Linked DNA regions of Homo sapiens: region 2 is linked to region 1. The links are chromatin contacts, found by Hi-C or POLR2A ChIA-PET in ENCODE. All regions are on one chromosome and are shown on one strand. Each heading gives the region's core, a stretch centred on a gene start or an enhancer-like site at or near the end of the contact. The rest is flanking DNA. Distances are from core to core; before and after follow the strand shown. Region 1 has its middle 22 kb from the start of TRK-TTT2-1. Region 2 overlaps UBASH3B (ubiquitin associated and SH3 domain containing B).

Region 1 (7,956 bases), core at 1,862-4,361:
CAAATGAGGAATCTAAGTTACCACAGTACTACAGTTCGATATCACAGACCCCATGGGTTAAGAGGCACAGATTCCATTAATACTGCTCTCGCTTCAGATGACAGTCACAAGTTCAGTGGTCCCCAGGCCACCCATATACTTCTGACCAACTGAATACAAATTCAGAGGTTCCCACAACCTTCTCAGGTTTGATAACTTACTAGAATCACTCATAAAACTCAGAAATACACTATATTTGTAATTACAGCTTAATTGTAAGTATACAAGTCAGGACCAGTCACATGAAAAGACCGTAGAGTAAGACCTGGAAGGGTCCAGAATGCAGAGCTTTTGCGCCCTCTCCCTGTGGAATTAGGATGTGCTACCTTCCAGCACATAGATGTGTTCACCACCCAGGAAGCTCCACTAAGCCTCAGTGTCCAGAGATTTTATTGGGATTTCCTTACATAGCATGATTGATGGACTCATTGGTGACATGATTAAACTAAATCTCTAGCCCCTCAAATCTCCTCAGAAGAGGTCAAACGGATATCACCCCACTCACAGCTCAAACCCTCTAGTCTCATGTTTGGTCTTTCTGACATGACCAGCTCCCAACCTGAGTCATCTCACTGGCATTAATTTAGGTATGGTCCAAAGGGCTCATGAATAATGAGGACATTTCTATTGCTCAGGAAACCCAAGGATTTAGAATCTTTCTTTTCACAATCAAGTGCAATTGTCAGTCAAATTCTTATAAAAAATGGGCACAAAAAGATTAATTACCTTTCCAAGGTCACATAGTAAATGATTGAGATGGTTTCAAACTCAAAAAATGTGATCCAGAGCTCATATCTTTTTTTTTTTTTTTTTTTTTTTTTTTTTGGAGATGGAGTTTCACTCTTGTCGCCCAGGCTGGAGTGCAGTGGCGCAATCTTGGCTCACTGCAACCTCCGCCTCCCAGGTTCAAGCGATTCTCCTGCCTCAGCCTCCCGAGTAGCTGGATTACAAGCTGGATTACAGGCGTCCGCCACCACGGCTGGCTAATTTTTTGTATTTTTAGGAGACAGGGTTTCACCATGTTGGCCAGGCTGGTCTCAAACTCCTGACCTCGTGATCCACCTGCCTCGGCTTCCCAAAGTGCTGGGATTACAGGCGTGAGTCACCGTGCCCAGCCGTACCTTTTTATTTGTTAAAAAAAAAAAACAAGGAATGCTTCACAAATTTGTGTGTCATCCTTGCACAGGGGCCATGCTAATCTTCTCTGTAGTGTTCCAATTTTAGTATACGTGCTGCTGAAGCACATTATGCACTTTATAAGGACACACATACCAAGTGGTAGGTGCCCAAGCTTAATTTGTACAATCAACAGAGACAACCTAAGAAACACGCAGCCCTCAGGAAAGTGCTGTGATGACGCTGAAATCAGGCAATGGCCTCCCAAGCCAGGAAAAGATGAAACAAATGTGAGAGGCCAGTAAGAATCCGCAAGACTCAGAAAAAAGTGAAATAATGGCAATTTTTAATAAAATATTTGCTTTAAAATGGGCCCTAAAGGCCATTTTGAATACATTGAATACAGTGCTTTAACTCCAAGTCCCTATGCTGAAATATTTCAGAGTTCTCAGATATTTATAAAATATTTGCATGAAGTCTTTTAGACCAGTGGTTCTCAAATATCAATCCTTAGACCACTACCGAAACTTGATAAATTTTTCACCCCTTTATAACAGAATTATAAAAATAAGAAAGATGTAATAATCATTCCATTAAGCTAAATATTCAATTAAAAGGGTTGTCCTTTTTTTCTCTCTCTCAGGGGGAAAAAAAAACAACACTTTCTCGTTCGCTTTTGGAGCTTCCATACACAAGCTCTTTGGAAGTTATTGCCCTTTAGAGGTAAGAGGACGCCAAACATAGATGCAATTTTTTAAAATATTAGCAAAAGAAAAAGCTGGCAACCATGCATTGTCTTTATTTATTTATTCGGGCTGTTAGATATAAGTTCTAAATTTCTCTTCAAAGAATCAATATGTCAGTATGTTCAATTCTTTGCCTTCTACTTTTAAACTTAACTTCCTCGTAAAGCAACCTTTTTCGATTATCTACTCCACCCTGACTCATTCCGATCACCTGCTCCACCCTGACTTATTCAGATTACCTGCTACCTGCTGCTCTCTGACTCATTCTCCGCCCTGCATAACCATTTTTTTTCCCCGCCAAACCACTCACCCCGTTACTCTCTTTAAATTAACCAATCGGAATTAGTTTAGCCTGTGCGGTCTAACCCTAGCCAATAGGGGAAGGACACAGCAGCAGGGGCCACGTGCGACCGGGATAAGAACCCCTTCCCATCCCTTGTCCAAGTGTGCGCTCACCATTGCTCTGTCTGTAAGGGCACACCCTTCTATAGAAGTACCTTGCCTTGCTGAGAATTAAAAGAAAATTTTATATTCGAGTGCTATTTCTTTTGCGGCACCGAAACTTTATATATAACAGGGATTTTATTGGCTTTTTTGCTTGCTAGTTTGATAGTTCTCTCGTTTTGCTTAATAATTCATAAAAATCTTGATCCAGGTGAGGTGTGGAAAAAATTTAAAATGTTAAAATCTTGGGAGCCCTGCAATTCGGTTTGCAAGCTGCAGGTGCCCCTTTGTCCACCAGATGGCAGGGCAGCTCTGCAGGTAACTTCTGGCGCCGTCTGCTGCTGCCTCCGCCTCTGCCTCTGCCCTGGGAAAGCAGCGCCAGTTCATCTTTCAAAGAATACGTCCCTTCTTGTCTTTAGGGTTTTTCCCCCAAAGAATATTTTCAGCAGAAGTATTTTACATCTCAGTCTAGAGATGAACTTCCCCAAGAGTGTTGTGTGTAGGCTTGCCGGTTTTTTTTTAAATTATTATTATTCACTATAAATCTTTATTAATAAAGATTTAACAAGGACCTAACCCAGCAGTTCAGAGGTACAGAAAGTCAATGTGTGGAAAGAAGACGGAACTGATCGGAAATGTTTATTCCTCTCCTAAATCACCACTGACAACGACAACCACACACACACACACACACACACACACACACACACACACACACAGCTGACGCTCAGAATGCGTAGGGACAGAGACACAGGGAGCAGGACAGGAAGCAAAGGGTAGTTATATATGGCCGAGAGGAACATGGTTCCTTAGTAAGTCTGGAAAATACAGTATTGCCACTCAGGAAAAACAAAGAGGCGCGCCATACTGCCACCCAGTGGTGTGAACTGTTTCTTTCCAGACTTAATGCAAACAAAACCCTTCTTTTTATGCTTCTGATGGTGGCTGAGATCTTCCTCTCAAAGAACTACATTACACAGTACTGCTTGCTCCTACCAGTACCTGACACGGGTGTCAGGCCCAACCACGTGCTCGGTGTATTCATAGACCTTAGTCACGGAAGCACAGTCTTGTCCGGATGCACAGCATGTGAGCACTTGCTCTCCAAACTTACCATCTTCCAGCTCCGGTTAATACAGCAGACCATTCATGCGTCTAGGAACCAAAGAATTACCCTAGGGCCCTGCTATTATTTGGGCAAGAGACTCATAATGACCTTACTTGACTGGCTGCATAAAAAGTCCCAAATCTTCCTGCCATTCCTTTCTCGTCTTGGCCTCTGGGCCGGGAGCACAAAGCCTAGGAAAGGACCCAGGGACAGAAAAAGGAAATATCGAGGTACTGTTTTCCCCCTACCTCCTCAGCTTGGCCTAAGGAAATTTTCAGAGTAACTGAGCTAAGCTCCAGCATCCTCTTCTCTTCTGATATGGTTAGACTTTGTGTCCCCAACCAAATCTCATCTTTTTTTTTTTCTTTTCAGCCACTCAGAGAGATATGTATAACCTCTCTCTTTTTTTTATTTTTATTTTACTTTAAGTTCTGGGATACATGTGCAGAACATGCAGGTTTGTTACATAGGTATACATGTGCCATGGTGGTTTGCTGCACCTATCAATCCATCATCTAGGTTTTAAGCCCCGCATGCATTAGGTATTTGTCCTAATGCTCTCCCTCCCCTTGCCCCCCACCTCCTGACAGCCATGGGTGTGTGATGTTCCCCTCCTTGTGTCCATGTATTCTCATTGTTCAGCTCCCACGTATGAGTCAGAAGATGCCCTGTTTGGTTTTCTGTTCCTGTGTTAGTTTGCTGAGAATGATGGTTTCCAGCTTCATTCATGCCCCTGCAAAGGATATGAACTCATTCTTTTTTAAGGCTGTATAGTATTCCATGGTATATATGTGCCACATTTTCTTTATCCAGTCTATCATTGATGGACATTTGGGTTGGTTCCAAGTCTTTGCTATTGCAAATAGTGCTGCAATAAACATACATGTGCATGTGTCTTTATAGTAGAATGATATATAATCCTTTGGGTATATACCCAGTAGTGGGATTGCTGGATCAAAGGGTATTCCTTGTTCCAGACCCTTGAGGAATTGCCACACTGTCTTCCACAATGGTTGAACTAATTTACACTCCCACCAACAGTGTAAAAGCATTTTTGTATCTCCATATCCTCACCAGCATCTGTTGTTTTCTGACTTTTTAATGATCACCATTCTAACTGGCATGAGATGGTATCTCATTGTGGTTTTAATTTACATTTCTCAAATGACCAGTGATGATGAGCTTTTTTTCATATGTTCGTTGGCCGCATAAATGTCTTCTTTTGAGAATTGTCTATTTATATCTTTGCCCACTTTTTGATAGGGTTGTTTGTTTTTTTCTTGTAAATTTGTTTAAGTTCCTTGTAGATTCTGGATATTAGACCTTTGTCAGATGGATAGATTGCAAAAATTTTCTTCCATTCTCTAGGTTGCCTGTTCACTCTGATAATAGTTTCTTTTGCTGTACAGAAGGTCTTTAGTTATATTAGATCCCATATGTCAATTTTGGCTTCTGTTCCAATTGCTTTTGGTGTTTTTGTCATGAAGTCTTTGCCCATGCCTATGTCCTGAATGGTATTGCCTAGGTTTTCTTCTAGGGTTTTTATGGTTTTAGGTTTTACATTTTAGTCTTTAATCCATCTTGAGTTAACTTTTGTATAAGGTGTAAGGAAGGGGTCCAGTTTCAGTTTTCTGCATATAGCTAGCCAGTTTTCCCAGCACCATTTATTAAATAGGTGCTGGGAAAACACCTATTAAATTATTTCACCATTGCTTGTTTTTGTCAGGTTTGTCAAAGATCAGATGGTTGTAGATGTGTGGTGTTATTTCTGAGGCTTCTATTCTATTCCATTGATGTATATATCTGTTTTGGTACCAGTACCATGCTGTTTTGGTTACTATAGCCTTGTAGTATAGTTTGAAGTCAGGTAGGGTGATGCCTCCAGCTTTGTTCTTTTTGCTTAGGATTGTCTTGGCTATTTGGGCTCTTTTTTGGTTCCATATGAAATGTAAAGTAGTTTTTTCTAATTCTGTGAAAAAAAAAGTCAATGGTAGCTTGATGAGAATAGCAATGAATCTATAAATTACTTTGGGATGTATGGTAATTTTCATGATACTGATTCTTCTTATCCATGAGCATGGAATGGTTTTCCATTTGTTTGTGTCCTCTCTTATTTCTTTGAGCAGTGGTTTGTAGTTCTCCTTGAAGAGGTCCTTCACGTCCCTTGTAAGTTGTATTCCTAGGTATTTTATTCTCTTTGTAGCAATTGTGAATGGGAGTTCACTCATACCAAATCTCATCTTGAATTGTAGTCCCCATGATTCTTACATGTCAAGGGAGAGACCACGTGGAGGTAATTGGATCATGGGGGCAGTTTCCCCCATGCTGTTCTTGTGATAGTGAGTTCTCATGAGATCTGATGTCTTTGTCAGTGTTTGGTAGTTCCTCCTGCACTCATTCTCCTTCCTGCCGCCTTGTGAAGAAGGTGCCTTGCTTCCCTTTCCCTTCCACCATGATTGTAAGTTTCCTGAGGCCTCCCCAGCCATGCTGAACTATGAGTCAGTTAAACCTCTTTGCTTTATAAATTACCCAGTCTCAGGCAGTTCTTTATCAGTGTGAAAATGGTCTAATACACCTTCCTCTTGTGTTTTTCTTCTGCTTCCCAGAGCACCTCTCTTCTAAACTGGGGAATTTGACAATCCTGAGTTCAAATTCAGATGAACTCCCCCGATAGCTGGGTGACATTATACATGATGAGATTTCTTGACCTGATTTCTCATCTTTAACATGAAGATACTAGAACCTCACCAGTGCCTCTTGAGGGGCTTCATCCTCTCAAGTCTAATCTTTTCATAAAAAATACCCCCATACTTCCAAATTGCATGCTCCATTCCTGCATTCCAATCAAAACTCACTTTTCTTCAATACCAGGCTATGTCAGTTTTCAAGAAAGCTAGTTCATTGAATTAATTTACAGTAATATGAAAATGATTAATAACAGCATCTTCTTCCTAGGGTCATATAATCCCATCACAATTGTAGAACTACCACCAGGCATGGTGGCTCACACCTGTAATCCCAGCACTTTGGGAAACCAAGGCGGGTGGATCACCTGAGGTCAGGAGTTTGAGACCAGCCTGGCCAACATGGTGAAACCCTGTCTCTACTAAAACAATACAAAAATTAGCTGGGCGTGGTAGCAGGCAGCTGTAATCCCAGCTACTCAGGAGGCTGAGGTAGGAGAATCACTTGAACCTGGGAGGCAGAAGTCGCAGTGAGCCGAGATCGAGCCATTGCACTCCAGCCTGGGTGACAAGAGCAAAAGTCCATCTCAAAAAAAAAAAAAAAGAATTGTACAACTACTGAACGTTAGAAGGGGGTGGCCCATACAGGTTATCTTGTTCCAATCCCATATTCTCCAGATGACTCATCTGAAGCCTGAAGACACTAAGCAGATGGCCCGAGCCACAGAGGATTTCACAGAAGGGCCCGGATGAGAAGAGGACAGATGCAGGGTACTGATCACTGCACTAGAATATGTGCAACCTTCCACGCTGCCTTGGGGATTCTATTCCTGCCTATTGTCCTTGGCTTCTTCCCCTTGTCCACTTCTGAACCCATAAGCACGAATTTCCTCTCCTCTCCCCATTCCTAATTATCCCCATCTCACGTGGGTGGCAGAAAGTCTTCACATTTTCCAGGCTTCATGGCTTAGAACTCCTTAGGGAATGGTACCAGTCTCTATATCCAGGATAAGTAGGTATGCAGTTATTTTGTAAGACCAGGACATTTGTGGAAGAGAGAAACCACGTGAGCAAAGGCAGGCAGGTGTGGAGTATGCACACCAGTGAATCTAAGACTGTGCAAACTGTATGAATAACAAATGAAAGGAAACAGAGCAGGCCTAAGTTTCAAGTGTGAGAATGGCAAACAACCTGTTACCTATATCAACAGTTCATTCTTTTCTCTTGCTGAGTAATATTCCATTGTATGCATGCACTACGGTTTATCTATAAACCTGTTGAAGAATATGTGGGTAGTTTCCAAGGTTTGCCTATTACAAATAAAATTACTATAAATATTTGTGTACTGGATTTGTGTACACATTTTAATTTTTCTAGGGTAAATATCCAGGAGTGAGAATTATGGGGCATATGGCGAGTGTATAATGATTTACAAGAAATTTTCAAGACAGGGCACAGTGGCTCATGCCTGTAATCTCAGCACTGAGAAAAAGAGGCAGGAGGAAGGCTTGAGGCCAGAAGATCAAGATCAGCCTGGGAAACACAGCGAGATCCCTTCTCTATAAAAAAGTTAAAATTAAAGTTAAATAATTTTCCAAACTTTTTCCAGAGTGGTTATATCATTGTTCACATCTACTAGCAATGTACAGACGTTCCAGTTGTTCTACATCCTTCTCAGCACCTAGTATTTTCCATATTTTAATTTTAGCCTCTCTAGCACGTGTACAGAGATATATCACTGTGGTTTTACTTTGCATTTTCTTTTTTTTTTTTTTTTTCCCCGAGACGGAATCTTGCTCTGTCGCCCAGGCTGGAGTGC
Region 2 (7,956 bases), core at 2,473-4,972, 140 kb after region 1:
CTTGGTAAGAGTTTTTTTGAAAATCATAGTATTTTATTTTGGGGGCCCTAAAGTTTATTTATCTCAGCCACTCCCAAATCTGGCCACATGTCAGTCATCTCCAGCCTGGGCGACAAAGCGAGACTCCATCTCAAAAAAAAAAAAAAAAATGAATGTTCAGGGTTATTCCTGAAAATTCTGATCCAGTAGGTCTTGGGGAACATGGGAATCTGTATTTTTACTGAACTCCACCAGTAACTCAGATATGCAGCTGGCTTTGTGACCTCATCCAGTGCAGCCTTCCATCAGATGTTTATATCCAGGTTAGAAACCACCTCTGGATAACTTAAGCAGGAAACGAGTTTAGGTGGCTCACAGAACTATCAGGGGCATGGATAATCAGACTCTGGAAACAGGCAGGAGTCAAGGACACTGCTGCAGACACTTGCCGTGACCCCTCCACTCTTGGTCACCTTAGGTTCCAAAGTCTTTAATGGGAGTAGTTGATTGCCTTCGTCTAAGTCATATGCTGGGCATCATCTGTCAGGAAGCTGAAAGACAGAACATCTGCCCCATCAGTTTCTTTAGTGGGGCTCCCCCTTCGCTCATATTGGGATTCCCCTAAATAAGAAGAGTGCTTAGATACTGGACAGCCAAAACAACAATTGCTGTCTACAGTGTTGCCACAGTCATCAAGACTGCGCTTGAACTCCTCCATTCTTGGGGAGCTCACTACCTTACAAGGCCATTCAATTCTCTCTAAATCGGCCTTCCTGAAATTGCTACCTATTGGCCCTTAGGGTCAAGCCTTTCTCAAAATCTCATATTTAGGGGACACTGAAGAAGAACACCTTCTGAACTTCCTCTTCTGCTTTTACTTTAAAACCTGAAGCAAGTGAGAGGCAGACCTCTTTTTCCAGGTATTTGGCCCAGAGGCAGCGGGGTAAAATGGAGAGAGTGAAGGATTGAACTCAGTCCTGGCTCTGACTCCTGGTTCTGCTGCTTCACGGTCGTGTGACTTTGGACAGATTGCTTCACAACTTGTGACCCTCAGTTTCCTCATCAGTAAAACTGAAGATACTGATGGTGAGAATTAAGCCTGAAATGTGCTTCCTCTTTCCATCTTCGCACAGAGTGAAGCAATGTCAGCTGATGATGGGAAGGCAGGGTAGGATGGTGTTGAAGAACAGAGGTGTCTGGCAAGCCTGTGTCTGAGCCCGGGATGCACTCATTATCTGCATAACCTTGTACAAAGTATTTACCTTCTCCTTCTCTCATCTGTAAAGTGAGTGCAATTTTAGTACCCATGTCATAGAGTTGTTCTGAAGACTAAATGAAATAAATTTTTTGTTGTTGTTCTTGTTGTTTTTTGAGATGGAGTCTCGCTCTGTCGCCCGGGCTGGAGTGCAGTGGCGTGATCTCGGCTCACTGCAAGCTCCGCCTCCCGGGTTCACGCCATTCTCCTGCCTCAGCCTCCCGCGTAGCTGGGACTACAGGCGCCCACTACCACACCCGGCTAATTTTTTGTATTTTTAGTAGAGACGGGGTTTCACCGTGTTAGCCAGGATGGTCTCGATCTCCTGACCTCGTGATCCGCCCGCCTCGGCCTCCCAAAGTGCTGGGATTACAGGCATGAGCCACTGCGCCCAGCCGAGATAAATGTTAAATGCTGACACAGTGCTTAGCATTTAAATAACACTTAAGATGTCATGTCTTATTATTGATTGGCGGTTGAGGTGGGACTTCATGGTCTGGACAGACCTTGCATTGCTGCCATCAAAAGTTGCCTCCTTCAAAACAGTTGTAGCGCTGCTGTCAGTGTCTGTTAAGAATGAGGTGGTGCATATGCTACGGCAGAGACAATCCAGAAAGCTTCTGAATCAATAGAACCTCTGAGGCTGTTGTAGCTTTGGCATAGCTATCATCTTTTAGGGCCATTTACCCAATGTGTCACCAAAGAGACACAGCAGAAACTGCTGGAGAAACACGGATCCGAAAGCCCAGTAATGACGGCTCCTCTCCTCTTTCTATTCTCTCCACCCATCTGTTCCCCTACTTCCTTCAAAGCACACATAGACACACACCCCTTTTGTCTCTCTCAAAACAGGGGATAATTAAAAAACCAAAATCCAAACATCCAGCAGAAGTTTATGCTTGAGTCTCAGAACACAACATATGGCTTCCCAGCCATTGCCAGGTTCTGTAACCACAAAGAGAGAGGTCTCCAGCCTCCACCGTGGTCCCCTGGCTTTGCCACTATTTGCTGACAGAGGCAGCACTCCTCCGCCAAGGACTAGAGGGTCATGGTGTTCAACCCCTTGAATTGTAGTCAAAATTACATTTTCCTGTCATTTGAAAATGCTCCAGAAACAGAGGAGATTCAAGTGCTTCCTTTCTTTGTCCCTGTTTCAGCTTTCTCTTTCCAGTATTGGATTAGAGGCAGCAGGGACTGTGGAGAGAGGACGAGGAGGTGGAATTTCCTGATCGTGATGCAGTGTCCCTCTGTGGGGGCAGAAAAACTGCACGGTAGTAGCAGCAAGCTGGGGCTGGTGAGAACTGCGAGAGGAAGGGGGATCTCAGCTGCAGAGGAGAGCTCTGAGACAGGGTCTCACTCTGTTGCCCAGACTGGAGTGCAGTGGCTCAATCCATGACTCACTGCGGCCCCAGCCTCCTGAGCTCATGTGGTCCTTCTGCCTCAACCTCCCAGCTTGCTGGGACTACAGGCATGTAGCACAATGCCCAGCTAATTTTTTTGTATTTTTAGTAGAGACGGTGTTTTGCCATGTTGCCCAGGCTGGGTTATTTTTTATTTCTATTGCCCAAGTCACATGGAGGAATTGTGTCAGATTGTAGTAAGAAGAGGATGATTCTACCTTATCCTCCCTCCACAAAACACACACATATGCCGTGAGTTAGCTTTTCATCTCTGCCCCTCTAATATCCCTTGTGTGGCCTCTTGCATGGGGAATCGCTGTCCACCCAGAGACTTGGGACATCAGGATGTCCTTTCACCTCCTGAGGCAAGGTTGCCTGTGGGAGACCTTGCTCAGAGCTTTCAGTCTGCCCCGCTCTGTAAGGAGGTTTGGGTTGCAGACATGTCCTTTCTCCACCTGAAGGCAGGTAATGCAACCACAATGTCACCCAGTTCTGTAAAATTCCTGTCTAAGGAGTCCAGTTCAGTTTTCTGAATCTTGAACAGCAGACCAGGCTAAAGAGGGGAGCCCCAGAAAGCTTTGCTGGAAGGAAGAGAAAGACAAAAGCCTTGCCTTTTCTCTCGGTAGAAGCTGTCGGTCATGGCTCTTCTAGCCTCACAATTTGGAGATGTTAGATGGAATCAGGATGATTATAGCCTCATCTCCCCTTCTCCCGTCCTGTCTAAGTAGTCACACAGATTGATGCCTTAATTTCCCATAGCACAGCCGAGGCCAAGGTGTAACAAACTGAACAAGACTTTACTAGCAGCTCAGGATCAGGACTATGCTTAGGACCAGCCCATTCTCAGGGGGTTCCCTCAAAGCTACCACTGTATGACAGAGATCCCTGTCCTCTCGCCCCCAGAAAAGTCCTCAAGTTTTGCCAGACTCCTGGGAGTACTAGCATAAGAAAGCAAGGCCCAGAGACATGGAGATTCTCTCTTCTTCTCCCACCTAAGGCCTTCCTTCCAAATCCTCATTGCCTGTCCTAAGAACCACCACTTCCTGGACTAACCGATAGCGGAAGGGCCAGGTTCCCTCTCTGCCCCTGAGGAAGTGATGCTACCCCACAGTCCGAGGAGATAATCACATCAGAATATAGCAGACCTGCAGTAGTGTGAGAGATTTCCTGGCAGTAAGAAGGGGTAGGGAGGAGGATGTCCTTGTCACACCCAGGCTGCCTGGATCCTGTGGCCTCCACCACATGCATTAGGCGTGGCTCTGGCCACAGATCAGTAGAGGGAGAAGCACTGCACACAGCACGGATGCTTGTAAATGTCAATTGCCCTCAGTGGCTATAATTAGTTTCTCTGGTACCCTGTGTTCAGCAAAGTGGGGAAACAGCCCCTTAGAAAGTGTGTATTTTCCACCGCTGTACCTCGTGATATCACCACAGGTGCCTTCTGGCTGACCCCAAGTTTCTCGTTGTTCTCCAGGAACTGCTGTGACTGTTGGTGGCAGTTCTATAACTCTGAGAAGTCACAGGGGGCCCGGTCAACCACCAGCAAATGACTTCCTGTTCCCTTCCCCTACTGTCCCCCACCCCCCATGACACTAGGCCAGTCCTTGCCTGGTGAGAATAAATTCAACTGTACGTGGATTTCTCACCCAAGTTTCTTTCTTTCTTTTTTTTTTTTTCGGACAAGTCTCACTCTGTCACCAGTCTCACTCTGTCACCCAGACTGGAGTGCAGTGGCGCCATCTTGGCTCACCGTAACCTTCGCCTCCTGGGTTCAAGAAATTTTCCTGCCTTAGTCTCCCAAGTAGCTGGGATTACAGGCACCCACTACCAAGTCTGGCTAATTTTTGTATTTTTAGTAGTAGAGACGGGGTTTCACCATGTTGGCCAGGCAGGCCTCGAGCTCCTAACCTCAAGTGATCCTCCCGCCTTGGCCTCCCAAAGCGCTGGGATTATAGGTGTGAGCCACCATGCCCGGCCTCACCCAAGTTTTAAACACGTCCAAGAAAGTGGATGCATACCTACCTAGTCTAATGTTTAAAATACATTTCGGATGAAGCATTTCTTGTTCTAAAACTACTTAACATAGAGCCCTGGCGCCTCAGATTCCTTGCAAGTCACTAAGTCAGTGCATGGCATTGGGTACTAGTGTTATATTATTGGGCAGACTTGTGAAAGGATGTGGAGTCTCAGACTCCAGGTTTGAATCTGCCATCTCCAGCCGTGTGACCTTGGGCAAGTTATTGAAGCTTTGAACACTGGCTTCTTGATCCATCAAATGGGATATTTAGGGGGGAAATGGGATAGTAGGGATTGTGTGAGGATTAAGTATGATGACATATGTAAAAGCAAATTAACACTGCACCCAGCAGGTCCTCAATTATAGTACTTTTTATATTCATAGTATGGAATAAAGAAAAGTCTTTTTGATTGGAGCCCCAAAAAAGGGATATTAGAGGGTCAGAAATGAAAAGCTAACTCATAGCGCATGTGTGTGTTTTGTGGCGGGAGGGATAAGGTAGAATCATCCTCTTCTTACTCCAATCTGACACAATTCCTCCACGTGACTTGGGCAACAGAAATAAAGAATAACCCAGCCTGGGCAACATGGTGAAACACCGTCTCACCTAAAAATACAAAAAATTAGCTGGGCATTTTGCTACATGCCTGTAGTCCCAGAAACCTGGGAGGTTGAGGCAGGAGGACCACCAGAGCTCAGGAGGCTGGGGCTGCAGTGAGCCATGATTGATCCACTGCACTCCAGCCTGGGCGACAGATTGAGACCGTCTCTCAAAAATAAATAAAAAACACTTACTGAGTATTACCATGTGATAGCTGCTGTTCGAACAATCTAAGCATGATTACGTTAGATTGGTGATGGGTATTCTTACACTGCCAATTTACAGATGGATTAACTAACACGCTGAGGTTAAAAGTAACTTGTCTAAGACCACGCGGCTAATAATTGGGAGTGCCCGGAAGTCAATTCCCTTCTCTAAGCTTCAATTTCCTCATCAGATGATTGGTTTAGATACCCATGTCCACCAGTGCTCAAAATTTTACATCTGTGCTAAATTTAACCAGGAAATTTGGGAGTTATGTTAGTGATGTTTGCAATGGAAAAGAAATGGTTTAGGAAACTTAACATGGCTTGAAACTCTTTAAAAGTCTTTCTTACCATTTTTCTTGTCCCTTTCTTTCATTACTCTCTCCTTGTCTTTTCCCCTTCGTCCTCCTTAAAATAAGTCTCTGAGAGGGAAAAACCTGTGGTTCACATCATGAGTTCATCAGAACCAGGCATCTATGTATCCCATCACATAGGTCAAGGAGCCTCCCAGCAAAGGTAGTAATAATCAGCCTTAGTAGCTGGAAAGATCATTTCATCTGTTTCTCTTCTTGCAAAACCTAAAGTGTTAAATCAGATTCTTGAACAGTAACACTTCCCAAACAAGTTGTCTCTACTGGCTGTTTCCACTTCCTATCCTCCTCTTTTCTCTTAAACTTATTTCAATCAGGCTTCTGTCACACTGCCCCCCAAAGCTGCTGTCATCAAGGTCACTAATGGCCACAGTAGTGCCATATATTGTGAGCAATTCCATCCTCCATCAGCAGCATTGGATGCAGGCGATCAGTCCTCTCTCGATGCTTCCTTAAAGACCCTTGGCTTCTAGGAGTTTCTTCTCTCTTAGTCCTCCTACTGCAGTGCCTGCTTCTGCTCCAACTCCTTGGCTGGCTTCCTCATCTCCTCACCTGTAAATATTGGAGAGCCCTCAGCTGAAAACCATGGACCCCTTCTCTCCTTTGTCTAAACTCACCCCCATAGTAGTCTCCAAACTCCTGGCTTTATGTACTATCCATATGCTGACAACTCCTGCACTTACATCCCCCACCCAGTCCTCTCTCCCATTTTCCAGACTCCGTACTCAGCATCTCCTATGGATGTCAAATAGGCATCTCAAACATGGGTCCTCCCACAGTCTTGTCATCTCCAAGCAGGATAACTCTTTCTTCCAGATGTTCATTCTAATGCCTTGGAGTCACCCTTAGCGCCTCACTTTTTCCATCCAGTCCATCAGTGAATCTGTCAGCTTCGCCGCTTCCACAGATCCAAATCCCTGGCATTCTCTCTTGCTTGTATTATTGCAATTGCCTCCAAACTGGTCTCCCTGTTTTGGCTTTTGCTTTCTTGTAGTCTCTTCTCATCAGAATAGTTGGAGATCCTTTCAAAGTGTAAGGCAGATGGAATCACTCCACTGCTCAAAATGCCCCAACGTTCTCTGTGTTACAAAGTTAAATCTAAAGCCTTCCTGTCTCTAGGGTGTTCCCTTGCTACCTCTCTGAATCTGTTTCCTAGCATGTACCTCCTTGCCCATTCAGCTGAAGCCACATGGTCTATTCTTTGTTCCTTGAATACACTACACACGCCATTGCCTGGGGCCTTTGTGCTTGCTCTTCCAGGAAGGCTCTTCACACAGCTATCCACAGAGCTCTCCCTCCCTGACTCATTCATTACCTTTATCTAATCTTTCCATGCAAAATAGGAATCCCTTCCCACCCTTCCCTGCCTTATTTTTTCCAAAACGCTTACTATAACTGTCCTCTCCCCTAGAATATAAACTGCATGAGGTCAAAAATCTTTGTATTTTTTTTTTCTCTGCTATATCCCCAAGGCTAGAAAAATGTCTGACACATAGTAGATGTTAAAAGAATGAATGACTCGGCCAGGCGCGGTGGCTCACGCCTGTAATCCCAGCACTTTGGGAGGCCGAGGTGGGCAGATCACAAGGTCAGGAGATGGAGACCATCCCGGCTCACACGGTGAAACCCCGTCTCTACCAAAAATACAAAAAATTAGCCAGGCGTGGTGGCGTGTGCCTGTAGTCCCAGCTACTCTGGAGGCTGAGTCAGGAGAATCGCTTGAACCCGGTGGTGGAGGTTTGCAGTGAGCCAAGATCGCGGCACTGCACTCCAGTCTGGGCAACAGAGCAAGACTGTGTCTCAAAAAAAAAAAAAAAAAAAAAAAAGAATGAATGACTCTAGGTCAGTTTCTACAACAGATGCTGACTGACCAGCCAAGCTCTTTATGGAATTCTGTTCACTTAGAGTAAGCAAATCTTCCACAGCACTACGGGGGGGTGGGAGTGGGAATGTGGTGGCTGGGAGGACCACTAAATCTTTTTTGCTATAAATTGCTTTCCCGTATGATGATATTTACCACACCAGGATTTCAGCTCTAGCTCAAAGCTTGCTTAAGGATATTTGTCAGAGTGAGCTTGCCTGAGAGTTCAGTAATTCTCAAGATGGTTTCCCTGAAAGAATCCTTGT

Evidence for each region. Hi-C counts contacts between places; a loop is a spot of excess contacts on that map. ChIA-PET counts read pairs that join two places held with the same protein, here RNA polymerase II (POLR2A). Pooled maps may share reads with other maps.
Region 2: a pooled map shows a loop between it and region 1 (2.7-fold over the local background). The contact joins two enhancer-like sites. A Hi-C loop is called at or near these places in 6 of 50 pooled maps. POLR2A ChIA-PET finds 5 or more read pairs at or near these places in 2 of 52 experiments (activated CD4-positive, alpha-beta T cell and activated T-cell).

Annotation. Positions count from the first base shown.
Region 1 is chr11:122,578,025-122,585,980 of GRCh38, forward strand. It overlaps the pseudogene RNU6-592P. Among named protein-coding and RNA genes, the nearest start is that of TRK-TTT2-1, 22 kb to the left of the region's middle. Within about 2 kb of position 3,112, at least 35 of the 41 ENCODE cell types and tissues checked have a DNase peak (open chromatin) inside an H3K27ac peak, as active enhancers do.
Region 2 is chr11:122,713,614-122,721,569 of GRCh38, forward strand. All of the region lies in intron 1 of UBASH3B (ubiquitin associated and SH3 domain containing B), which reads left to right. Among named protein-coding and RNA genes, the nearest start is that of UBASH3B, 62 kb to the left of the region's middle. Within about 2 kb of position 3,723, at least 10 of the 41 ENCODE cell types and tissues checked have a DNase peak (open chromatin) inside an H3K27ac peak, as active enhancers do.